5 separate regions of the Mus musculus genome follow, and regions 2, 3, 4 and 5 are each linked to region 1. A link is a loop called in an ENCODE intact Hi-C map of the cell type or tissue named here. Cell type or tissue: left cerebral cortex. All regions are shown on one strand.

Region 1 (5,000 bases):
TATCCTTTGAGATGTGAGACTGCTTCTCACTCGTCTGACGTTTCACCCTTGACTCTTCCCCCATCCGGTCAGCTGCAGCAGTTCTGTGACCCTTGTCTCAGGAAGGGAGGTGGCAGCTAGCAGTGAGGTTCCCTGTGGCAGGGTAACCAATCAGGACTAGGACATAGATCAGACCTGGAAAGGGCTGTGGCATCAAATAAACATTGCCTCACCTCCACCCACTCCTCCTCACACTAGGAAGGTATCAGCTAAGCTAAGGAAGAAGAGGGAGTTAGAAGGGGTGACCCTGGTCACTGTGGAACTCTGCCTCTGCGCATGATGGAACTGCTAACCATCAAATCACTGCAGTGCTGATTCCCTGCAGGGGGTCTTAAGCCTGAGCCACTAGCCTTCTCTGTGGAAGTGAGGGAGGGTGCACAGGGCACCTCCCTTCCCTACTGATACATGCTTGGGACGGACGCTCCTCATCAGTGGTGTCCCGGCAGCGAATTGCCCATGCTTCTGTGAGTAACCCCCACCCACGCTGTATGTCATCCCAGTTAAACTCCTTGGTTCAGCAAACTACATTTAGATGTGTCTTAGTTAGGGTTACTATGGCTGAGATGAAACACCATGACCAAGAGTAACTTGGGGAGGAAAGGGTTTATTGGTTTACATGTCCTGAATCATAGTTCCCTGGAAGAAGTCAGGGGACGTCAAACTAGCTGGACAGGAACCTGGAGGCAGGAGCTGATGCAGAGGTCACGGAGGGATGCTGCTTACTGGCTCGCTCCCCATGGCTTGCTCAGCCTGCTTCCTTATAAAACCTAGGACCACCAGCTCAGGAATATCGCACCCACAATAAGTTGGCCCTGCCCCCCCCCCTATCAACCACTTATTAAGAAATGCTATTCAGGCTTGCCTGTCGGCAGCCTGATCTTATGGAGGCGTTTTCTCAACTGAGGTTCTCTCTTCTCAAGTGATTCCATCTTGTATCAGGTTGACCTAAGATTAGCCAGCAGCAGATGGAATTGTTTCTGTGTTCTGTCACTGGTGTCCTGTCTGCAGTGAATGGATGTTGGTCCATACCCTTCAGGAAAAGCCACACTGCAGTGGGAGATCACTGGTGTGCCTGGAATGATTTCTGCTGTCAAATAGGGAAAAGAGGTGGGGGGGGTGGAAATTAAAAATGAAGTCCTAAAACCCAGCATGTTATGATAGTCCTGTCCTTGGGCGTTGTGCCTTGTCATGAAGATCATGGTCAGAGCAGGGAGGAAGGAGGTGAGTAGTGGAGGCAGGGTGGCAGCCTTGCCTGGCAGGGTCATCATAGTGCCTCAAAGTGGAGTTGGGGAAGTGGCAGTTGCAACTCGTATCTTGTTTAACCCAAAAGCTGGCCAACTTCATTTAGATTGAAGGGGCATGGGAAAAGGAAAGACACTCTAATAATTACACCAGGGTCTTGGCCTCCTGAGCCAAGTTGTCCATTTCTTGAAATGGAAAAGACTGGAGAGAACTGGATTTGAAGGAGGTAGGGAATTAGCTTCTCTTTGGATGGTTTGAATAAAATCCCTGTGAGATGTCAAGTATGTTTTGTAAGTAGTTGGATCTGCAGGACAGCTGTGAACTTTTAAAGAAGTTGGGGCTACAGTGCATATTTGGAAGGCATCATAATTTGTTAGATGTTGCAGGCTTAAAGCATGTACACTAGGTGGCGCTTGGCCATGGGCTTGGACCTAATGCCAGAGTAACTGTTATGGAGGGGGGAGGGGGAGGGGGAGGGGGAGGGAGGGAGAGAGAGAGAGAGAGAGAGAGAGAGAGAGAGAGAGAGAGAGAGAGAGAGAGGAATGGAATGGACTTTTCAGCCTCAAAGTCCACCAGCAGCAACAAACTCCAACAAGGCCACACCCACCATGGCCAATCTTTCCCAAATAATGCCACCAGCTGGGAACCATGCACTTGAACATATGAGCCTATGGGGGCCGTTCTCATTCAAACCACCATAGCTGGCTTCTTTCTTTATGCTTGACTTTCATAATACAATGTTAGTTTGGGTATTTCTTTTTAACTACAAAGGACAGAAGGCTTGATCACAGGGAACAGAAAACCCAGCTCCAGCTTGCTAAAATAATTAGTTGGGTTTCCAGTGGTGGGGGCTTTGGGTGAAGTGTATTCCAGGAGTCTGTCACGTCCCCAACTTGTCTTCTCATTTTGCTCTACAGATCATCTGTGTGCAGCACCCAGTCAGAGCATCCTTTTGTGTGTGATTAAGTGAGGGCTCCTGCTATGTTAAACAAATGTGCATACTGGTCATTTGCGGGAGCCTCTCCTTAAATAGGATTGATCCCACTCTATTAAAGCCAAGATTATAATAAAGAAAAAAAGAAACAGCGAGGCAACAGTTGGGGGAAGAGAATGTGTTAAAGAGTACGTGTTAAATCCAGGAGCTCATAGGAAGGGCATTCAGAAATGAGTTTTCCCTAAGGGAGCAAGATGATTGTTTAAGAGAGAGTTGCTCTGACTCAGAGTTCAAAAAGAGTCTCTTACATATATGCCAAACAGTAATTTAAGATGGAAAATGTATCTGTAGAGAGCTTTCGAGTTCTGTTTAGTAATTAATATAGTATGCTTGATAGGCTCCAGCACAGGGAGGGAGACGTTCAGTTCGGCCCACTAGAGGGCAGCAGTTCGGCTGCAGAACCCGTTGTGTTGATTTAGGAGCAGCTGTCTCATGTCCACAACAAGGAGAGAGGGGGCCTGTGTGCAATGGTTAACGCTGGGAGTGGAACCTTCTGATTCCCGCAGCACCGCTACACCGCATCTATAACGACTTCCTCCTGCTCTACCTTGTTACATCCAGACCTGCTTTCAGTCTGCAGATAATTCAAATTCCTTAGATTATGAAGCTAGGGGATTACATAATGCTATAATTATTCCTGGCAGAGGAAGGCAAGGTCAGTCATGAGCTCCTGTAGCCAACTTTGCCCTTCGTGTGCTACACCGAGCTCTTTGTCCTGGATAAGTCATGTGAGCAGGGACTCAAGATAAGGCGTAAGGCCCCTCTCTGAGGACAAGGACACATGCTTGTCCTTTCTCTTTGGGACTCCACCACACACACTGGTCGCTGTGGTATCAAAAGCTGCACTGGTGCCCGCAGCGGGGCAGATGGAGCGCATTTGTTATTGAGTAAACAAAACCGACCAGTTAAGAGGGCCACTGGCAACTCCCCAGCCTTGCACAGAGGGAGGGAAGCAAGAGCAGGTTTGCCTGGCAGCCAGCTCAGAACACCATCATTCAGTTCAGATCTTCTTTCTGCGCAGTGTAGACTTTTGCTGCCTCTGAAGGACTCGCTCCGTTTCTCCGTTTTAGAAGTCACTGAGTCAACTCAGCATGACCGAGTCCTTGTGCTTAGTTTCCTCACATGAGGTCTAACTTGATCCTTCCAATTTTTATCAACAACAACAACAAAATCAAAGGCAGGTCTCTTTTTCTTTGAGCCTCCTCCAAAATGCAAGTGAGTGACTGGGGAGAACCCTAAGTCTGTACTAGATGGTCTCTCTCAGTAGGCTAGGTTTATCAGGCTTAGTCACGTGACTTGCTTGACTGGTGAACCAAAGTATTCGGTGGAAGTGTTAAGACTATGAATTCGAATGAGTCTAAGGGTCAAAGGGCAGGGATTACGAGGGAGGGACTGCAGGGAGGAAAGGGAAGGGGGGAAGTGATGTAATTATAATCAAAAAGTCATTTTTAAAAAGTGGCTTAAACATGGAAGGTGTAGCCGGGCGTGGTGGCACACGCCTTTAATCCCAGCACTGGAGAGGCAGAGGCAGGCGGACTTCTGAGTTCGAGGCCAGCCTGGTCTACAGAGAGAGTTCTAGGACAGCCAGGGCTATACAGAGAGAAACCCTGTCTCGAAAAACTAAAAAAAAAGGAAGGTGTAGCAGCCTGTTTTGCTGTTTTGTTTTGTTTGCCTTGGTATGGTTGTGCTTTGGGGGGGGGGGGGTGTACGCATGTATGTGTGTGTGTGTGTGTGTGTGTGTGTGTGTGTGTGTGCGCGCGTGCATGTGTGTGTGTGTGTGTTCACCTTTGCTCTGATCCAATAGAGACCCCTGCTTTGTTTCGGGCCTTGTAATGAGAAGACACCATTAGGAGCTACCACCTACCAACACTCACAAACACGTAGTCTAAGCGAAAAGTATATATTGTTGTAAGCCACTAAGACTGATAAGGTCAATTGTTACAGCAACGGAGTCACCTAATGTGAAAACCAAGAAGTAAATAATAAGTGGAAGATATAAATGCGATTGTCTCAATTCCCAATCACCTTTATTTATATAAAAGTATATTAAATAAATTATCTCAAAATATACAAATAGAAGCTATATAAATAGAAAATCCCATATACAAAACCTTTAAATTTTATGTAAATATATACAATGTTAACCATAAACATTTCTAAGTACCTTAAATCATAAAACTATATGTAGTTTCTTTGTATAGTAGTCGTATAAAAATAGAGTTGGCTGTCAAATGTTTAAACCCCATCATTGTCAGTTAAAGTGCTAAATTGTAGGAAAGTACAAATCACAAAGATGCCCCAAGCAGAAATATCCTGCATTTAACATGTTTATATGAAAGTTTGCCACTTGCTTTGAACTTCCAAAAGTACCTATTCGAGGGAAAAAACACCCAAATACCGCTTTATAAAAGTACGACTGTTAGAAAAGTCCGCCCAGTTCCCACTTTACTGTTCTACAGCCTATGAAATCAACTTCTCAAAGATTTTCCAAAAGCCCACCCAGGTTATATGAAAGGCATCTGTCCACTGGCTTTGCCTGGGTGACCTAGTGTCTTCCTGAGTGTAGACCATACAATCTAAAGCATTTGTGCAAAAGGCGCTGTAGTGTTAACCAGTTTGTACCGTTTCAGTTCGTCCTAACGTGACAAATGCTAGTGTTGGAATCAAAGCGTTAGCTGGAGTAACAGGCCATGAAGGCAGCCTCTCTGAGCTAGGATCGGCAGGC
Region 2 (5,000 bases), 100 kb after region 1:
CTGTTTTTATTAACAAGTGCCTATTATTAACAAGAAGGTGAAGTTATCACAGGGAACTTTTCAAGATGGTGCCCAAAATCTTCATTTGACACAGGCATATAACAGAGGAAAGGAAGCACACCATTTAGCCTCCTTTGGTTTCTGAGCTTTTCAGTAAACTCAACATGCCCGGCACTAATCTTTCTTGTCTGGCTATGAGCTAGAATAACAGGTAAACACATTCCTAGCCAATGTGAAAATACATTAAGCTTCCATGCTCCGTGAACCATGAACACACCTGCAGATGACAGGTATGCCCCTGTTCCTGGCAAGCCCATGCTGGGCTCCAAGCTGGGCCCCAAGCTCCTTTGTTTTTTAAAGAAGAAAAGGATTATGTGGGAGAGGGAGGGCAGGTTCTCTTGGCAGGTTGAACCTTCTGTGGGCACCTTTGTGAAGACTGGAGAAATTTATACAGTCTTCCAAGCGGTCACAGTGACCCCCAGGCACATGGCTTGGCCAGTAGAGTATAGAAAGATGCTATCTCTATGTGTGGGTGAGAGTGAGGCATCCCTGGCCCTGGGGCCACACACCTTTGCCTGCCCCAGAGATAGATCAAGTTGTCTTGACTTTAGGAGTGGCTGCTGTCGTTTTGCTGGCCGTAGACTTTAAGAACAACAATCTTGTTGATGACTAGGCAGTGAAAGTGACTGGACTTAGCAGACTGGCCATTACTGGGCACTCCTTACCTGCTGGTTCAGAGGCATCTGTCATCATTACCCACTCAGCAAAAAGGAAGTGAATCTGGACCAACACAAACCGCAAACTTCTCTGAAATCTTCCCATTAGAGCAACCCTTGGATATGCAGATCATTCTTGATAAAAATGGAGGTAGAAACGTCCTGGAGAGGCCACTCCACGACTATAGGCAAAACTGCTTTGAGCTTATCCTAAAATATTCTTGATAGCAGAAAAGAGACTATTGGTTTGAAATTCCCTTTAGTAAACATGTTAAATGGCTTCTGAATGCTTCCTGAATCCTTACCTATTTCTGTCTTAATTATACTATAGATGAAAGGGAAATTTTCTGACAAGTCAAGCATCAAGGACCTCCCCCACCCTTCTGCTGGGTTTTCGGGGACACCACCCTGAAAAGGAGATTCACGGGCAGGAAGATATTTGAGCCAAACAGAGCATCACCTAAGAACAAGTAAAAGAAGCAAGACTCAGAGAGGTGGGAACCACAGCACCATTGTCATGGGAACCACAATGTGACAACTCCAGAACAAAGTATTCTTTCCTCCAGCATCAAAGCATAAGTCTTAGGTAAGTATTTATTGGTGCAGAGTGCCTGACCTTTAATCTAACTACCAAGACCAGGTCAAGAGTAATTGTGACTAGCCACAAATTAGATGACCCCACCTACCAATAAAAACAGTTATTGGAGCCAGCAGTATGGCTCAATGGCTACAAACACTTGCCACCAAGCCTGGACCTGAGTTCAATCCCTGGAATCCACATGGTGAGAAGAAAGAACCAACTCCCTTAAATTGTCCTCTGACTTTTAGACAGACTCTATGGTATGCACATACCTGCTCCCCAACACTAATTAAATAAATGCAAAAGAAATTAGAAACTTATTGGCTGGACCAAATCAGCAGATAACCATAAAGTTCTAACGCTGCTCTTAAAACTTTAATGAAATCCGAAAGGCTTAGCGAAAGTAGACGGGCTAGGAGGAAGTACCCAGAGAGCAGTTGTGCTTGCTTCCCCTGTAGGCACAAGAACAAATACAGCTTAAGGTCTTGGGGCAAGCAGGTACTGATACCCATCAGCACTGGCTCAAACCCCAGCCCTGAATGTGACCTGTGTCTGAACCCTTCTGGAGAATGAAGACTGTTCAGCAAACATATTCTTCCAGCGTGTCTAATGCGCTCGCCTCCCTGAGCTTCCTGAGCCAGCTGAGCCTGGGTCATCAGGACTATGCTTTCAAGAGCAGAAAGTATTTCTCAAGAAAGTCAGTTTTGTCCTAACTAGAACAGTGTGTTTGGAGGATGCAGGGGAAATCTTTGAGAATCGGGACTGTCTAGTAGCTGAGAACGGTTCATGTGTATCTTTCCCTCCTCAAAACAGAGCATGTCTTTGACACCTAAAGAATGAAGGGACAGAGAGTTCTGGGTCTTTGGCAGCAAGCCCGTCCATTCATACCCTTACTTCAGCTCTACACTGTTGTGGCCAGCTGGATGTGCCAAGACTCTCCAAACCCAAGATCGCTCACTCGCTTCTTCATCTGTAACATGTCTGCCCCCTCTTGGTGAGAACACACTCTTCCTCACTCCCATAAATCACCCTCAGAATCCAGTCCCCTTCCCAAGGCCAACTTCAAAACCCTCACTACACCAGCAATCTTCTTGAGACCTTTAATCTCCTCATGGAACAAATGTCGTGTTAATCCAATGATAAGTTTCACAACCTTTTTAAAGACATCATATCTAGAAGCTATCACGTATCGGGTACAGGAGGTAGAGACATGTGAAATAAAATTAACCAAGCCAGCTTGGTTACTATGGTCAATAGCTTAGATAGCATGTATTTCTCCATAACAGTTCCTCAGTCTTTAGCATTCATTTGCTTGTTTTAGCTTATGCCTCAGACAATTCCATTACCATCACCGGACTTTGGGCTACATGATCACCAAAGATCCATTCTCATTCAGTAGTCTTAGATGTTATAATTGCCTTGTTAGCGTTCAGTGATCACTTTTGTTCTTGATAATTGTCATCCAGAGATCCCGGGATGTCTCTCTAAGCTTCAGAGAATCGTGGGCAGAGGTTCGGAATTGGTGCACAATAGCATCCCTGCATCTGCTGACTACGGTGGTCAGTGTGATACCCAAGTCCTCTTACTCTTCTCTCCCCATCTGAGAAGCAGGGAGGCTGTTCCAGTGTTCACAAAGGCGCCTTCCAGAGCTCACGTCGTAGCTGACCCACAGTGACTCACTCACACACTCTCACAGGAACACACTGTGTTCTACAAGGACACGGCTGCCAAACCACCTGGCAGAGGAAAACAAACACTCAGCCACTCCCAGCCTCACCCCAGGGGGACATGCTGAGAGCCCCCGAAGGCTTGAGAGTCAGTTGCTGGCCATGATTTTCAGCATAAACACAAGAACCAGTTGAACAAATAACTGTAGAAGTGGGTAGCAGCCAGCCCTGCTTGATTGAAAATCACTCGCCTCCCTCCCTCTCTGGGAGGCTTTGTTCCCTAACTCCCCATTTCCTAGTCATGGCCACTATTGGGCAGATTGAATGAAGCACTATGCTGAGTCTTCTTCAGACTTGGCATACGTGTTAGGCAGGTACTCATTGCTGGAAGAAATCAATGGAAGACAATTCAGTCAAATGACTTAGGTTGCTTCAAGCAGCTATTAGATGAGCTATTTAGATCACCATCTTCACAGTCGAATATACACATCATGATTTCTGTCTCGGTTCATGCTTTATCCTAGTTTTAAATGTCAACTTGACACTGCCTAGGGTCTCAGTTGAGGGACTTTCCAGATCAGATTGGCCTGTGAGCTTGTCTGTGAGGAATGTCATTGATTGGTAACTTATTTAACAGGGCTCAGTCTCCTGTGGTCAACACCAAACCCAAGAAGGTAGCCCTGGACTAAGCTTGCTAACCACAAGCCTGCAAGCAAGCCAATCATAGCATTTCTCCGTGGTTTCTGATTTAGGTTTCTGCTTGAGTTCCTGTCTTGACTTCCCTCAATGGTGGACTATGACCTGGAAGTATATAAGCCAAATAAACTCTTCCTTTCTACAAAATTGCTTTTGGTCAGTATTTTATTACAGCAACCAAAATGAAACCAGGACAATGCTGCCATAGCAGATACTTTAGACTGGGAATTTACAAAGAACGTGAGTTGACTTTATACAGTCCTACAGACTAGAAGTCCAAGATCAAGAAACAGAAGATTTGGTGTTTGATATAGGCTCTTCTCGGCATCCTAGATGATGCCTTGTTCCCAAGTCCTCACATTGGAGAAAAATCAAATGGAAGTAGATCCTCTCTCTCTCTCTCTCCCTCTCTCTCTCTCTCTCTCTCTCTCTCTCTCTCTCTCTCTCTCACACACACACACACACACACACACACACACACACACACACACACAAATTCCTTTTACAATCTGAATCGATCCATGAGGTCGATTGCTCGTAAGGATGCCATCTCCTAACACCATTGTCTTGGGAGTTAAGCTCCAACACGTGAATTTTCAAGGCCAGCCCTCTCTCTATTCTTGTGACAGTGTGTCCACCAGTTCCTCTCAAGTACAAGGCTGCACCATGTGCTCATGGCAGCTAAGCAGCATGCTTCTCAAGACTCGGTTGCACTTGTCCTCAGGTCTGATGGTGACATAGTCCTTGTGGTCATGACAGGGTAACTTACTTAACCATTATAAGAATTAAGTGCAACGGTGTAAAGTTGAAAAGCAAACCAAGGGGTGAGAATACTCAATTCCTAGATGCCTTTACAACCAATGTTGATATGTAAGTGGTGTTGCTGGATGAAAAATACGGGAAGATAAATTGGCCTATACTGTCTAGGACCCTTGCTCTCTCTTTGAAGAAGCTAAAGTTAAATTACAGAGGAGAAATTTGGCTATAGCTTACATAAAGCAATGCAAATGTCAGCCAGAAAGATTCATACTAAAAGAGAGACCTGAACCCACAAAAAAACATCAGTTTATACTGTAGATTTTAAGTCAGAGTTCTGTATGTATGTTAGCTACTTGAAAAATAATAAATCTAAAAATATACCAAGTGGATATAGTGAAATGTATTCTATAGTCCAGGATTCACCTATTTTCTATTTTTTTCAGTCCATATTCAGATTTTAGCATTGCCTCCACAATCATTATTGTTGTTGTTGGTGGTGGTGTTGATATTAAGCATTATAAATGAACATAAAAGTAGAAGACAGAGAGGGAGCTGCTGTATCCTGTCTACATTTTGCCAGCC
Region 3 (5,000 bases), 200 kb after region 1:
CCTTCTGCCTCCACCTCCCCAGGCTTGGGATTATAAGCCTGTGCTTCCGGGCCTCAGATCTGCCACACGGCTCTGTAAACCAGGCCCAGGTCCTTGCGTTTGCAATGTGCATTACTAACTGAGCAAGCTTCCCAGCCTTCTCCCCAACCCAGAGGTTTTATGCATAGAAAATGACTTCAGTGTTTTCATATATAAAATAAAAAGGGAAAGAAAAGAAACTGTATCCAAAATCATGACATGATTGTGGGATTTATTTATTTATAGGTTATCATACATGAGTAGTATATTTAAACCATTTCCACTCCACCATCTCTCGTTCTAATCCCTCATGTGTTGTATACACCCAATGCCTTATCAAGTTCATGATGTCTTCTGTTCTCTTTCTCTCCCCCCTGGCTTTTTTTTTCCCTTCGGTTTTTCAAGACAAGGTTTCTCTGAGCAGTCTTGGCTGTCCTGGAACTCACTCTGTAGACCAGGATATCTTCAAATTCATAGAGATCCACTTCCCTCTGCCTCCTGAATGCTGGAATTAAAGGTGTGTGCCACTACTGCCCAGCGATGTCTTCTTTAATTATTATTGTGACATGTGTGTGTGTGTGTAATACAACCTGATGAGTCCATTTAGTACATCAGATAAGTACATCAGATTCCATTTTTCTAATTACTTATCTCCAGTGAAGCTGGCATCCCAAATTAATGTAGCTTTTAAAAATAATATTTGTATTAGTTTTTTGAGAATTTCATACAATGTATCTTGGCATTTCCCTCCTAGATCTACTCCTGCCTCCTCAACAACTCCATACTCTCTCTCTCTCTCTCTTAAAGGTTCATTTATTTAATGTATATGAGTACATTGTAGCCGTCTTCAGACACACCTGAAGGGGGCATCAGATCCCATTTCAGATGGTTGTGAGCCACCATGTAGTTGCTGGGAATTGAACTCGGGACCCCTGGAAGAGCAGTCAGTGCTCTTTTAAGATTTATTTATTTAAATTATGTATGTGTGTACACTGTAACTGTACAGATGGTTGTGAGCCTTCATGTGGTTTTTGGAAATTAAATTTTACTCCGGTCAGCCCTGCTCGCTCCAAGCCCAAAGATTTTATTATTATACACAAGTACACTGTAGCTGACTTCAGACGCACCAGAAGAGGGCATCATATCACATTACGGGTGGTTGTGAGCCACCACGTGGTTTCTGGGATTTGAACTCAGGACCTTCAGAAGAGCAATCAGTGCTCTTAACCGTTGAGCCACCTCTCCAGCCCCACAATCTGAACTCTTGCCTGTGTGATGTACAGTATCTTTTCTATTTAAAGATTTATTTATTTATTAGATGGAAGTACACTGTAGCTGTCTTCAGACACCCTAGAAGAGGGCGTCAGATCTCATTACAGAGTGAGCCACCATGTGGTTGCTGGGATTTGAAGTCAGGACCTTCAGAAGAGCAATCAGTGCTCTTAACTGCTGAGTCATCTCTCCAGCCCGATGTACAGTATCATGAGGCCTCTGAATTTGCTCCCCAGGACTGTATCTTGTCCTCACTATCGCTCTAATACATTTGCTAACATAATATTCCCTTTCAAGTTTGATTATTTATACAACAAGTTGAGCCCAGCAGCAGAACAAATGATTAGGGTGCATAAAGCCGTGGGTTCAGACCCCAGCACTAAAATGAGAAAGAAGACAATGAGGTTTTGCCTAAACACACACGTAAGAGACAGTTTAAGATGCTGTTTTCCAAGGCTTCCACCCTACAAAATGCTCCATGAGATTCAGTTTGGAGCTGATTAACTGTATCTTAAAGCAGGCTCATCTTTCAGGGCTCAGCGGGGCCTCTCTCCCCATGACTTCTGTGATTACCTCTGTTTTCTCTCTCTCTCTCTCTCTCTCTCTCTCTCTCTCTCTCTCTCTCTCTCTCTCTGTCCTTTGCGCTTCCTCCTGGGTTTCTCTTTAGATCCCGTTGTCCCAGAGGAAAAACAAAAACAAGACAATCAAACAGAACACAAGATGCCTTGTATATCTAGTGTAGAAGAGAAATCGTGGCTCAGCTCTCATTAATCAACCGATTGGGTAGAGTTCACCAGCCGCTCACTTTGTCTTGTAAATAATTACTTAGAGTCTGAGGCCCATGAGCTCTGCTTGAAGTCTTCTGGCTCCATCTTCTGGATTAAATTGTAAGTATTTGGAGAAAGAACTGGGTGAAAGTCCACAGAGCAGGGTGGGACTTGAGGGAGTGAAATCAGGTGTCTGGGCTCAGGATTCCAGGAGCTCCTGACCCGTTCTCAATCACATCACCCCCATCCCCCACTCCCCCTACCCCCACCCCTGCCCAGCCGGCCTCAGGGAGACTGGCTGGGCCAGCTGCTGCCAATCTAGTGTTTTATCTGTGGGGTCATGACCTGCACTCTAGTGCTTCCTACTCTTCCCTGTCTAGACTTGCAGTCCACGGTCTGACATCAGTTCAGAGGCGCCCACCAAAGCCTCTGACAAGGGCCATTACAATAGCCAAGATGAGCTGAAAGCAAACAGATGAAAGCAGTAAAAATTAGAACTCACTCACCCGGAAAAGGCTGAAGGTGGATGAGCTCTTATTCTAACATCTTTGTACACAATACTAAGGCAGAAAAACTCTTCTGATTCTGTGCCGTTTATATTTAGCGGATACTTCAATATCTTGATCTTTTTTAAATGTATAGCAACAGGCTTTTATGAAGAAAGTCCATTTGCACTGTAGACTCCGTTCTAAGTTAACTTGCCCTTAGGCAAGGGCATGGCCCCTGCCCTTGAGGTCTGAGAAAAATCACAAAATGTCCCTGGAAGTAACAAAATAGACATAGTAGCTGCTGCTAGCTGATAACAACAGAGTGGGCTAAGAAAACCTAAGTCTTTCCTAGGTCAAGGTGCTCCGGTTTTGATGTACGCTCCCTCCTTATGGTTTAACCAGGTGCTGTAAACCAATTAGTTTAAAGACCTTCCACGGACCGGGCTCAATCGGCCCCCCTCAATTCGTGGGGAGTCAGGGGTTCCGGCAGGTGGACATAGAGTCGGCGAGAATGGGGTGACAAACAGACATGACACGAGAGAGTGTGTTGGATCTGAATGTAATGTCAAATTGAGCATCAAACTTTTTATACAGTAGAAAATAGGGAAGTTCGGTGACACATCGGCAAGGTACAATGAGATTACTGGATGCTTAATGACTATCACACAAAACAGGAATGCAAACACAAAGACTGGCAGGAACTGGGCAATAAAACAACTGAGACAAGGTCAGCTCTATCTAAGGTCAGCTATATTCTAGGAAGCCAGGTGTGAGGTCTTTACACTCCCAGGGCAAGGGCTTTCATGCCCAAGTCATGGCTCTAATTAGGGAGTTCCGTTCTAGCTAACCTTCTCATGAATAATGCAATACTTTAAAACCACAGCTTGATCTAATTCCTAAACCATTGTAAATTCCTGTATATGGGAGTGACTTGGCTTTTATTCTAAGTGATTGTGTGTGGGGACTTTCTACTAATAAGTAATGTAGTCTGCCATACATAACTATAATAAGAATTCTAAACTTGGGGCTGGTGAGGTGGCTCAGCGGTTAAGAGCACTGACTACTCTTCCAAAGGTCCCGAGTTCAAATCCCAGCAACCACAGTAACCATCCATAACGAGATCTGACGCCCTCTTCTGGTGTGTCTGAAGACAACTACAGTGTCCTTACATATAATAAAGAAATAAATCTTTAAAAAAAAATTCTAAATTTACGTTGCTAAGCTTGCCCTGAGATTTCTAACTCTATGTAGTATATAGTAAGGCCTGATTTCTTTCACTATCTCTCTTACAATACTAGAGGCAATTCTGAATGTCACTGAATAGGCAACTTTCTTACCAAGACCAGAGTCAGCTCAAGGACTACCTAGGGTATTGGTGAAGGCCAAGAAGCAAAGTTCCATTTTGCTTAGGTATTTGGCAAGTCATTGCTTGGAGGCACCTATAACGAAACAATACTGAAAGGAAGCACACAGATCCATTCACCAGGACAAAATTGGAGCATATGTGCTATGGGATGCCACAGTTCCAGGAGACTAAGTTTCCAAGAAACTCTTCTCCTTGGGACTGCTTCCAGGTTTCTAAACCTGTCAAGCAAGTCACTACTGGAGTGGATGTAGCAAAGACCAGCATTCCTTTACCCTCTCAGGTAACACCAAGGCTTAGAAACACCCGCTTGCAGTTTTCCCCCTGCTTGCAGGGTTTTTCCCCCCGCTTGCATATAGATACAAATAAGTATACAGAAATGCAGATAAATGAATGATGGATAGATGGGTTAGATGTGTAACAAATTTTTGGGCACCCTGAGTTGCCTTCGAGACAAGTGTTTGAAAAAGAACAAAGTTAAGTCGTCAAGCAAGTTGACATTTGGAAAGGTATCAAAGGTGTCACTGAAGCCATGACAGTGTGACCAGAAACTGGTGAGTTGCAGCTGGAACTATGTGTGCACCTATGCAGGTCAGGGCTGAGGGGCTGGAACATCCCTGGGTGCTGTTCTGAGATGGACCCCTCAGCCTGCTTCTCCAGCCTCCTGAGCTGCTCAGGTCCACACACACACACACACACACACACACACACACACACACACACACACAGAGAGAGAGAGACCTCTCACGGTGCTCTGCGCACTAAGTCTGAGCCAGAACACAGGACGCCTTTGTTCTGAATTTGTATGAATAAATTGCAAACAGTGCTTGGTGCGTTTTCTAGGGCTTCCATGACCAAACCCCACAGGCTGGGCAGCTTAAACAACAGCAAGGCACTTCCTCACAGCACTGGGGGCTTGAAGCACAGAACACTTGCCTGTTGCCCAGACCCCTGAATTGCAAACGGTGCCTTCTCCTGGTGACTTCACAAGGCCTCCGTTCTGTGTGTGCTACAGCTGAAAACTGTTTTCTTGAAAAACAAAACCCAGAAGGCTGAGACTGTCTCACCTGTGCCACCCTGGACTCCTAGTTA
Region 4 (5,000 bases), 430 kb after region 1:
TGTTTGGACCTTTTCTCCTCTGCCTTGCCTTTTCTGGGACATCCTTAGAGACACAGTCTGACTGTCTAATGTGCTTACTCTTGGTTTTTCAATGTTTCTTATAGCTTATCGCAGAATCTTCAGTGTGACTGTCCAGTGCTTTGTAGATTTCGTTTTCATTCTTGCAATAAAAAATTTAATAACAATAAAAAAAAACCCTACTCAGAATGTTTTTGAATTCTTAAAAAATTAGATCTTATTCCTGGGGACATGATAACCTCTCATTTCTTTGAAAATAACTGTTTTCTTTTAAGCTTCCCCAACCCCTCCCCTTTTCTCAAAATTCCTTTTGCTGATTGCTGGTTTGGGTTTTTCTTATGCTAGTATCTGACAGTCAGTAGTTATCAGCTCAAACCACTGGTTTTCAAGCAAGAGAGGGGGAACCCTCTTCCTTAGACCACAGAACAATAACTGGAGACGTGCAGGGCTGTTCGCGGCTGGTGGGTGTGCATGGGGTGGAAGGTATTCATTGCATTTGGTGGAAAAGGCCAGGGTTGCTGGTAAGCATCCCATAATACACAGCACATTCTCCCCTAGATACGAAGTTATGAGGCCCCTAAGTCAACAGCCAGGACAGTAGAACGCCTAGCTCATGTTAATGAATGATGTGGGAGCATATGAAGGCAATAAAATGTAAAAAGCAAACGGGACCCACGTGTTAGACCTCGTAGTTTTGTTCTGTGGGCAAACTACTTTCTTCAAAATTAATCTTTAATTAATTCCTTGCCTGGAAGATATAAATGGGATATTCTGGGAAATGATGCAGAGAATAGACCTAAATGGTAAGCATTAGGGGCCAGGGAAGGCATTCGTTCTGCTGAAGCCCCTGTTTCCTAGGTACCATCTCACCCTGTCCTCAGTTGTCATGGTAACACGATGGCTAACACCTTCATAGCTCAGGGTTGTGGCTCTGGTCTTCTACCTGAAAGTGGAGGGTCTGAGAGCACAGTTGGTCTCTATGAAGGCTTCGCCCCTGCTGTGTGGCAATGCAGGCGTCAGAGAAGTTGATGGTGACTTTTACTGACACTGCTCAGTGGTGCTCTTATAAACCTGTAGGGGTGGGGGGCTGTGGGGGATGTGGTGGTGGTGGTGTTGATATGTGTTTGTGTGTGTGTGTGTGTGTGTGTGTGTGTGTGTGTGTATGGTGGGGGTGGTGTCTGTGTGTAGATCAGAGGACAACGTGGAGTGTCTTCCTCAAATGTCTCTCACTGAACCTGAAGCTCACCAATTTGACTAGGCCGGCCAGCCAGCCAGCGAGCTCCAAGAAGCAGCCCATCTCTGCACACCCTGCACAGATTACAGGCACGTGCGGCACTGTCCAGTTTGCTATGTGGATGCCGAGGACCCAAACTCAGGTCCTCCCGCTACAGCGCAGCCAGTTACTGACAGAGCCATCCCTCAAGCCCATTGCCAGTCGACTCCAGCTTCCCACTCTGATGCCTTCCTTTCCAGATGCACCGAGCAGGGGAGGCACCTGCTTGCTTTATATTGTGCACAAAACTCAGCAAAAATTCGGAAAACAAAACTGCTCAATTAGCAGCTACTTTATAGTTTTCGAGAAATAGTATAGGGATAGAGAGATGGTTCAGAGTGCTGTGCACCTGTGTAACAAACTGGTTGTGATTTCTGTACCCCAATGGCATTGGGGGGTGGGGTAGATAGAGACAGGATTGCTGGCTACTAGTCTGGTACACTCACACACTTGCACACAACACCCCTCCACCCCCCGTATGCATATCCACCAAACACACGCAAGAAACATTTTATTGTGGGAAGGCACAGATTCGCGCTACTTCCTTGCTTAGACAAAGAAGCACGTCTGAAGTAAACTGAAATAAATATAACAGAACTGCAGCAAGGGGTTTGAGTGGAAAAAGTCCTTTTTCTGTCATGCTGGGGACCAAATGCGAGCAGTTGTGCATCCTACAGACGCATCCTAACCCTGAACTACGTATGTTCCCAGCCCTGTGGAGAACATCTGGAATACAAACTTCCTGCAGGTGGAAGGTTGACTCTTGAGTTATGTAATGTGTTCTAACTCAAGAAAAGGCAATCTAAAAAAGAAGAAATGACAATAATATCTAACAGAGATGTATGATTTTGACCTCCAAAAAAAGGGAGTAGAAGACTCTCCTGTCTAACCCTGACCAGATCAGTCTGTAGCACTGATAGTTTCTGGCCATTTCTGGTCAACAGCTCAATGGCCTGTAGTATGCTGCCACCTGGTGGCAGGATGGAGGAATGGCAGCAAACACAGCCATCTTGTCTGCAGAGGGAGAGTACAATAGAAATTCTTCATCAACCCACTGGAGGGACCTCCCAAGAACATTCTTCAAGTCTTTAAGGGAGGAAAGTGTGTTGAATGGAAGAGAACAAGGGATTGAAGTGGTCAAGGGCGGCCAGGGGAGTAAGAAGGAGAGAGCAAGCAAATGTGTAGGGCTTAGGAAAGCTTTGCCTGAGTGCAAGAAGCACCCGCAGAACACCAACTCTTCCAGCCACGGTGGAGGCGGCTGGACAAGTCTGGGTGATACAAGACACTTAGAGGCACGTAGACAGACTTCCCAGAGCGTGATGGCAAAGCAACAGTACTCTTCACACACACACACACACACACATGTTCGTTTCCCTCCCGTCCCCCGACTTTTAAGACTTACGTATTTTGTTTTCTGTGTATCAACGTTTTACCTGTATCTGTGAATGTGAGCCATGTTCATGACTGGTGTCAATCTCATGGGGATCATAAGAGGGGACGAGGTCCCATCCTCTGGAACTGGGAGTTATAGATGGTTGTTAAGACACCATGTGGTTACTGGAAACTAGCTGGGTCTTCTGCAGGAGCAGCGAGTACTCTTAGCCACGGAGCCGTCAGCTGACCAGGCCAACGATAGTATTCTTATAATTGCCTACATTAAGCTCCTAAGTCACCCCTTTTCTCCTCGAATTCCTATCAGATCTTCCTGGAAAGTCTGCTAACTCTACTTTTGTCAAAGTGATAAAGGTACCGGAGAGAAGCCTCGGTGGGTAAGAGTGCTCGTCGTTGCTCTTGCAGAGAACTTGGGTTCAATGGCCAGCCCCTACATGATAGTTCGCAGACATTGGTAACTTCAGTTCCAGTGGATCCAGTGACCTCTTCTGACCACCAGGGGCACCAGGCATGCACATGGTACATACACAGATATGCAGGTTGTAATTTTCAGATACATTAAATCTGCTAGGCAGATGGTGGTGCACGGCTTTGATTCCAGCACTCGGGAGACAGAGGCAGGTGGTTCTGTGAGTTTGAGCCCAGCATGGCCTACAGAGTGAGTTCCAGGACAGCCAAGGCTACAAAGAACAACAACAACAACAACAATAACAACAACAACAACAACAACAAATCTAAAAAACAGTCCAACTGTTTGCCCTCCTTATACCCTGACTAGTGCAAGCCAGCTGGGAGGCTGCAGGAGTCCCCAGATTCTTGGCGTTGTTTGCGCTTTGCAGTACAAGGAGAAGCTGTAACTCGGGCGTCAGACCCTACCACACAACTAAGCACGTTCATCCAGTGACCCCCAAGACCCTCAGTGAGACAGGAACTGCATTCGATGTCATATGTTGCTCTGCCTGCCTTCCATCAGCCTCTGTCCTTCCACTCTGAATTCTGCCACTGGACCATAACATAGCATTGCTCCCCTCCGTGGCTTTGTGATGTATGTGCCTTGTGCTGAAACAGCCTTCTTCTCAGTGTCCTCTTCCCCAGGCCCAGTGAGCAGCTGCATTCATTCCACTGCTCCTGCCCATGTAACCTTCACAGCGCTGTTCATCTTCTGATGAACTTACAGTTACATTGTGTCTTGTATGACTATCTTCTCGCTGCAGCTGAGTGGGGTTCATGATAGAAGGAGTGGTCTTGGGTTGATTCTGTTAACAGACCATTCCTGTCAAGTGGGGCAAATACTTATAGCTGAATAAAGTGTTCTAAAAGACAAGAGTTTTGCCACTCACACTCAGGAGGCAGAGGCAGGTGGATCTCTGTAAGTTCAGGTCAGCCTGGTCTACATAGGGAATTCTAGGACAGCCATAGTTACATAAGAGACCCTGTTAAAAACAAAAAAGCCGGGCGTGGTGGCACACGCCTTTAATTCCAGCACTCAGGAGGCAGAGGAAGGCAGATTTCTGAGTTCAAGGCCAGCCTGGTCTACAAAGTGAGTTCCAGGACAGCCAGGGCTATACAGAGAAACCCTGTCTTGAAAAACCAAAACCAAAACCAAAACCAAAAAAAAAAACCCCATAAACAACAAAACAACAAAAAACAAACAAACAAAAACAAAAAATCAAAATGATTTTGATTGTTTTAATGTTAAATGTGGGTGTGTGTAAAAATACCAGTTTTAAACATCAAGAATATGCCTGTACCTTTATTTGTATCATATTTAATATGTCATGGTAAGATCTCAATGCTGTGCCCATGCTATTTCCTTGTATTAAAAGTCCCTTCCTAGAAATTAAAAAAAAAAATCATCACATCCTACTAATTGCTTATACTGAGCAAAATTAGAAAATCTGGAAGAAATGGACAATTTTCTAGACAGATACCAGGTGCCAAAGTTAAAACAGGTTCCGATAAACCATCTAAACAGTCCCATAACCTCCTAAAGAAATAGAAGCAATCATTAAGTTTCCCAACCAAAAAAATCCCAGGACCAGAGGGGTTTAGTGCAGAATTCTATCAGAATTCAAAGAAGACCTAATACCAATACTCTTCAAATTATTCCACAAAATAGAAACAGAAGGAACACTACCCAATTTGTACTATAAGCCACAATTATGCTTATACCTAAATCACACAAAGACCAAACAAAGAAAGAGAACTTCAGACCAATTTCCCTTATGAACATTCATGCAAAAATACTCAATAAGATTCTTGCCAACCGAATCTAAGAACACATCAAAACGATCATTCACCATGATCAAGTAGGCTT
Region 5 (5,000 bases), 190 kb after region 1:
GACAGAGTTCTAGGGACTATGTTTGGGAATGGACGTTGTGAATATGGGGTGGGGGAGAGGTAGGGAGAGATTAGGAGGAGAAATAGGAGGAAAACTGACATCAGGGCGTAATATGTGAAGGAATAAATTAAAAATATTAAAATCAAAGAAGAAAGACTATAGGATGAAGTTAGATGAGGCCCAACTGGTTGCCGTGGTCTGCAAAGCAGAGATTCTGGGTTTAGTGCTGTGGCTTGATGAGACGGAAAAGGTTCTAGCCAGTGGTCTGCAAAGTCGTGCTCCACAGAGGAAAAGCAGTTTTGATGTCGGAACTCTGTTTCCTTTCCATTTTTGTTTTTTGTTTGTTTTGTTTTGTTTCAATACTGGGGTTGTACCTCTGGCCTCCTGCTGGGCCAGCTTTGTACCCCTCCACTCCAGCCCTTTTTAAATCTTCTGTTTGGGAATCAACAAGGGTCTCATTGTCCAGGATGACCTTGAATTCACTCTACAGCCCAGGCGAGCCTTGAACTTGTAATCTCCCTGCAGGAAGAGGCAATGCCACATCCCTGGGGATGCTGCAGAGAGTTAAGTACCACTGTGGAAGATCAGCCCGGTCTGTGATGCCTGCCGCATCTTCAGCTTGTTTATTTAGCTGATGCAGAGAGCAGACAGTTCTTAGAGAATGACAGTGGAGTATGACTCCAAAGTAGCTGATCTTCAAGTTGTGGCTTCATTGCAAGGCAGCATGTGCCCCATTGCGGTATGCAACTCTTGATCCAGCAATGGATCCACTCAATGAATGAAATAATTATACAGTCATAAGAAAGGAGGAGGAGGAGGAGGAAGGAGGAGGCCCTCACCTCACCCCACATACAATTTAAGATGGGGAGAGAGATCTGTTTCTCCTCATTTCATGTATGTAAGTGTTTTGCTTACATGTACACATGTGTGCCATATGAATAACTGGGGCCCGTAGAAGCCAGAAGAGAACATCCCCTCAAACTAGACTTACAGATAGGTGGGTGCTGAGGGCTGAGCCCGGGTCGTCTGCAAGAGCAGTCAGTGCTCTTAACCACTAGGCCATCTCTCCAGCTCCACAATTCAAGATGGATGATGATCAAAATTGAAATTGTAAGACTATGAAACTTCTAGGAGAAAAATAGATGCTACCACTTTCGGTTATGTACACATTTGTTAGATGTGACACCAAAATCATGACCTATAAATTTTAAAGTATAACACTGGCCTTTATCAAAATCGAGCTTTGCTACTCCAAAGGAGTCATTAAGAAAATTAAAAGATGTATTCCACATCTCAAAAAAGGATTCATTTTAAAGAAATGTTAAATGTTTGGGGGTGGGGCATGACAAATATGGTTAGCTAGATTTAAGCATTATACAACATATATATGTATCAAAAAAATACAAGATTCCCCCATTGACATGTATAATTTTTATGTTTGATGAATCACTTAAAGTCTGAGGAAAAAAATTAAAAGACAAGCCACAACCTAAGGCATGGTGTTTGCAAAGTACATGTTCTATAAAGGACTCGTCAGAATTTTTACAGTGTAGTAAGAATAACCCAACAGAAAGGAACAAACGGGCCAGAGAGACAAGTCAGCAGGTAAGAGCATTTACTGAGATCAGCACAGTGACTCACACTGTAGATCTCTGCACTGGGGAAACAGAGGTTGGTTGATCTCTGTGAGCTCGAAGCCAACCTGGTCTACAGAGAGAGTTCCAGGATAGAAACCCTATCAAGAAAGACAGAAAGGAAGGAAGGAGGAAAGAAAAGGAAGGAGGGAGGGAGGGAGGGAGGGAGGGAGGGAGGGAGGGAGGGAGGGAGGGAGGGAGGGAGGGAGGGAGGGAGGGAGGGAGGGAGGGAGGGGAAACAGTTCATCTGTAGAAGTCCTGAGTTTGATTCCCAACATCTATGTGGTGTGGTTCACGAATGTCTGAAACTACAGTAACAGTTACAGGGGATCTGGTGCCCTCTTTTGGCCACTGAGGGCACTGCATGTATGTGGTGCACATACAAATAAAAACAATCTTTAAAATTCAATTAAATTTAAACAATAAAATTAAGGGAGGGATAAATCTGATCAAAACATACTTAAATGTCTGAAAAATAAGAAGATATTGATAAAAGAATAAATTATTCCAGATCTTTAAAAACAACCAGACTTAAGAGTTTTTGGTGTTATACGTAGCTCTCTTCTATCAGCCTTAGATTTCCAAAGAATAATTATTCTTTCTGTTGTGAGAACTGAGGGGGAAAGCAACTATGAGAAAGCACAACGGCCTCTGTGATGTGCCTTTGATTCCCTTTCCTTTAAGATTGTTGTTTTGTGATCACTCTGTTTGGCTCAGACGAAGTAGAATCTCAGGCACTGAGAGCATTCGGTCCTGAGTCCTCTCTTTCTTCTAAGCCTGAAGCCATGATGACTTGGATGTAAGCTCACTGCACTTTTGCAGGCCACGCCTTCTCACTTCTAGCTGGGTCTCATTCCCCTGAATTAAATGAAGCTTGCGGCAAGCCTCACCTGGGGCCTGTTCTGTAACCCCTCCATATGCAGAGCGGAGCTGCGGCATCTCGGGCACACGTGTGCATGGCCCATTTGGACACACCATGCATTTCTTTCTTTTTTTTTCTTGTGAGGAAGTTATACATGGTTCAAACGAGTTTTCACTTATTTTCATAACATAACCCAAGTGAAGGCATAGTCGTGATTGCTTTCTAAATCTGTAAATCTCAACTTACTTGAGCTATCAATTAAAGTGTCACTTCAATTAAGATGGATGAAATCTGAGCCGAACTATGTTCTGTTTGTATAAAGAAATTCAGAGCAGAAAATGCACGGCTACGAAAAGCACCAGGCGCCAAATTCAGCATCAGCGGGCCGTGGCTCTGCCTACAGTGAGGGAACAATTGAGATCTAACTTTCTGTCAAGCTGCTTGTTTTTCTCCGATATCAATAATGCTAATTATTAATGTATTTTAAGCTTGATTTCCCATCCTTTTTTCTCACCTTTGTTTGTTTTTGGTTTTCCAAGTTAGAGGTCAACCAGTTTTTCCCCAGTGAGGAGAGTATCTGATACCAAATTCCAAATTATTTGGTCAAAACCTCTGAGATTCTAGGTAGATGAGATATTATCAAGAGAAAGTCACAGGACACAAGAGAGCCAGAAAATGGTGTAAAAGCAGAGTAGAAGGCCATTCTCCTGATTAAGGAACCGTTTCTATAGCACGCAGGATGCATGTTCATCTGTAAAATTCTAAGAAAACAAACAAACAAGCAAACAAAACCATGAGGCTAGACGGTCAGAGTTTCTCAGCCTTTGGGTCCCAACCCCTTAGCGTTTGAACAACCCTTTCATAATGGTCATCTATCCTGCATATCAGGATACACTACAATACACAACAGTAGCAAAAATATAGTTATGAAGCAGCAACAAGAAGAACTTTATGGCTGGCGGGGTCACCACAGCCTGAGGAACTGTATTAAAGGGTCACAGCATTAGGAAGGCTGAGAATCACTGCTCTACGTGGTATGTATATCTTGGTTGATCTTCATTATTGGTATTCATTTGAGTCTTCCAGAAGGAGGTAGGAAACCAATTCCAGCTGCATTTACAGTTAGCTGATTAAACATCTGGATCCAGAGGAAACTGTACCACAACAGAAAGGTAAACGATTGTGAGCTGAAGCCACCCCCACACACACTGGAGGGGGGGGGATAGTGCACACCTTTTTCCTGTGACCTCCCATTCACTACCCGCAAGAGTCTCCTCTCGTAAACTCCACATGCAATCCACGGAGCCCATCACCTCCCTGGGCGAAAATAGGTGAGCGAGCATGTAGTTTCTTACGGTTTAATTTTGTAAAGCCAGGAGAGATGCTCTCTCTGCTCCACTTGTGGCGTCTAAATTGCCAAGGCATTACCTAAAAAAATAAACAGAGTTTCCACAGCCCTGTACACTTATCTTTAAAAACAAAACAAAACAAAACAGAAATACAGTTTTGCATACCACAGACTAGTGTGTGCGGGGTAGGGGGGTGGGGGACATAAACCTTCCAAAGAAGGGTTCAGGGTGATTGTCTGTGGAAAGCATCATCTTGCCAAATACTTATTACTCATGAGGCTGAGGGTGCTCCACATTCTTTCTAGAAATAGACCTTTCCATGAAAAAAACACAATGTGTCGTTGCTTTATGAGGTAAAGCTACAAAGGAAACTATTTTTATCTTTAGGCAGGGATTTTTTTTTTATCCCACTTGAAACGTGGGGGTGAAAATGGGGAACCCAAACACCCGGAAACTCATGACGTTTCTCTTCCTCCGGATTACATTTCTGAAAGACCTCTTCCTATTACATAAAACTATGCTCTGTAACCAAGGGTGTCCAGTAGTGACTGTCCCAGCTTGCTGAGATGAGTGGGCACCAACGGAAGCTTCCAAACCAGACCACAAATCAACGAGGACAGAGATCATACTGCAGGGTACAAGAGCCACCTTAGAATACATGTCTCTCACTCATATCTGTCCCGGGATCTGTGTCGGAAGACGACGAAGTGTAACCACAGAACCTGAGCCTCAGGAAGAAAGATCTGAGCAGCCCAGAGTCAGTTCTGGCTGCATCACTTCCTGAACGTGTGACCTGGAGCAAGACGATGCACCCCAGGGATAGCCCTGCTTCCGGGGAACAGGATTAAATGAACTGTGAGTTTAATGCGTTGTCTGCCCTACAACCAACACTATGGAGATTGGCACAGGGAATTTTCACTCCCCCGCTTCCCAAAGAAGGAAAACAGTGAGACACAAGAAGAAAAGAAGGAAGTGGCGGTGTAGAAACAAAAGCACGTAGCTTTGCCTGCCGACCTGACTGGATATCAGGACAGATGACAGCATCTGAGAATTGAGTGATTCTAAACTCATGTACCAATTAATCTTCTACTCAAGGCATTCTCTTTAGGCAGTGATCCATAAGCTTCATTTATATATATATATTACAAGCTGAAA

Evidence for each region. A loop is a pair of places that touch in the nucleus more often than their neighbours do. Peaks named below come from ENCODE experiments on the same cell type or tissue, not always from the same donor. Only the 100,000 strongest peaks of a DNase experiment are listed, where the experiment ranks them.
Region 2: it touches region 1 in a loop (9-fold over the local background); 12 of 42 quality-filtered maps call a loop at or near these places.
Region 3: a loop joins it to region 1, with 5 times the contacts of the local background. A loop is called at or near these places in 40 of 42 quality-filtered maps.
Region 4: it touches region 1 in a loop (7-fold over the local background); 32 of 42 quality-filtered maps call a loop at or near these places.
Region 5: a loop joins it to region 1, with 5 times the contacts of the local background. A loop is called at or near these places in 32 of 42 quality-filtered maps.

Annotation. Positions count from the first base shown.
Region 1 is chr3:121,734,329-121,739,328 of GRCm38, reverse strand. It overlaps F3 (coagulation factor III), which reads right to left. Exons shown (of 6, transcript NM_010171.3): 6 at 4,277-5,000. Among named protein-coding and RNA genes, the nearest start is that of F3, 13 kb to the right of the region's middle. In left cerebral cortex, CTCF peaks have their summits at 1,659 (motif pointing right), 2,433 and 2,639 (motif pointing right); DNase peaks (open chromatin) are centred at 1,703, 2,663 and 3,089; H3K27ac peaks cover 790 bases.
Region 2 is chr3:121,633,742-121,638,741 of GRCm38, reverse strand. It overlaps A730020M07Rik (RIKEN cDNA A730020M07 gene), which reads left to right. Exons shown (of 3, transcript NR_036458.1): 3 at 1,048-1,616. Among named protein-coding and RNA genes, the nearest start is that of A730020M07Rik, 10 kb to the left of the region's middle. In left cerebral cortex, a CTCF peak has its summit at 2,299; DNase peaks (open chromatin) are centred at 2,189 and 3,076; H3K27ac peaks cover 592 bases.
Region 3 is chr3:121,537,342-121,542,341 of GRCm38, reverse strand. No RefSeq gene overlaps it. Among named protein-coding and RNA genes, the nearest start is that of Gm40135, 5.4 kb to the left of the region's middle. In left cerebral cortex, a CTCF peak has its summit at 2,159 (motif pointing left); a DNase peak (open chromatin) is centred at 2,079.
Region 4 is chr3:121,305,035-121,310,034 of GRCm38, reverse strand. All of the region lies in intron 2 of Alg14 (asparagine-linked glycosylation 14), which reads right to left. Among named protein-coding and RNA genes, the nearest start is that of Alg14, 16 kb to the right of the region's middle. In left cerebral cortex, CTCF peaks have their summits at 2,272 (motif pointing left) and 3,178 (motif pointing left); a DNase peak (open chromatin) is centred at 2,266.
Region 5 is chr3:121,547,545-121,552,544 of GRCm38, reverse strand. All of the region lies in intron 1 of Gm40135 (a long non-coding RNA gene), which reads right to left. Among named protein-coding and RNA genes, the nearest start is that of Gm40135, 4.8 kb to the right of the region's middle. In left cerebral cortex, a CTCF peak has its summit at 2,003 (motif pointing left); DNase peaks (open chromatin) are centred at 1,978 and 4,331.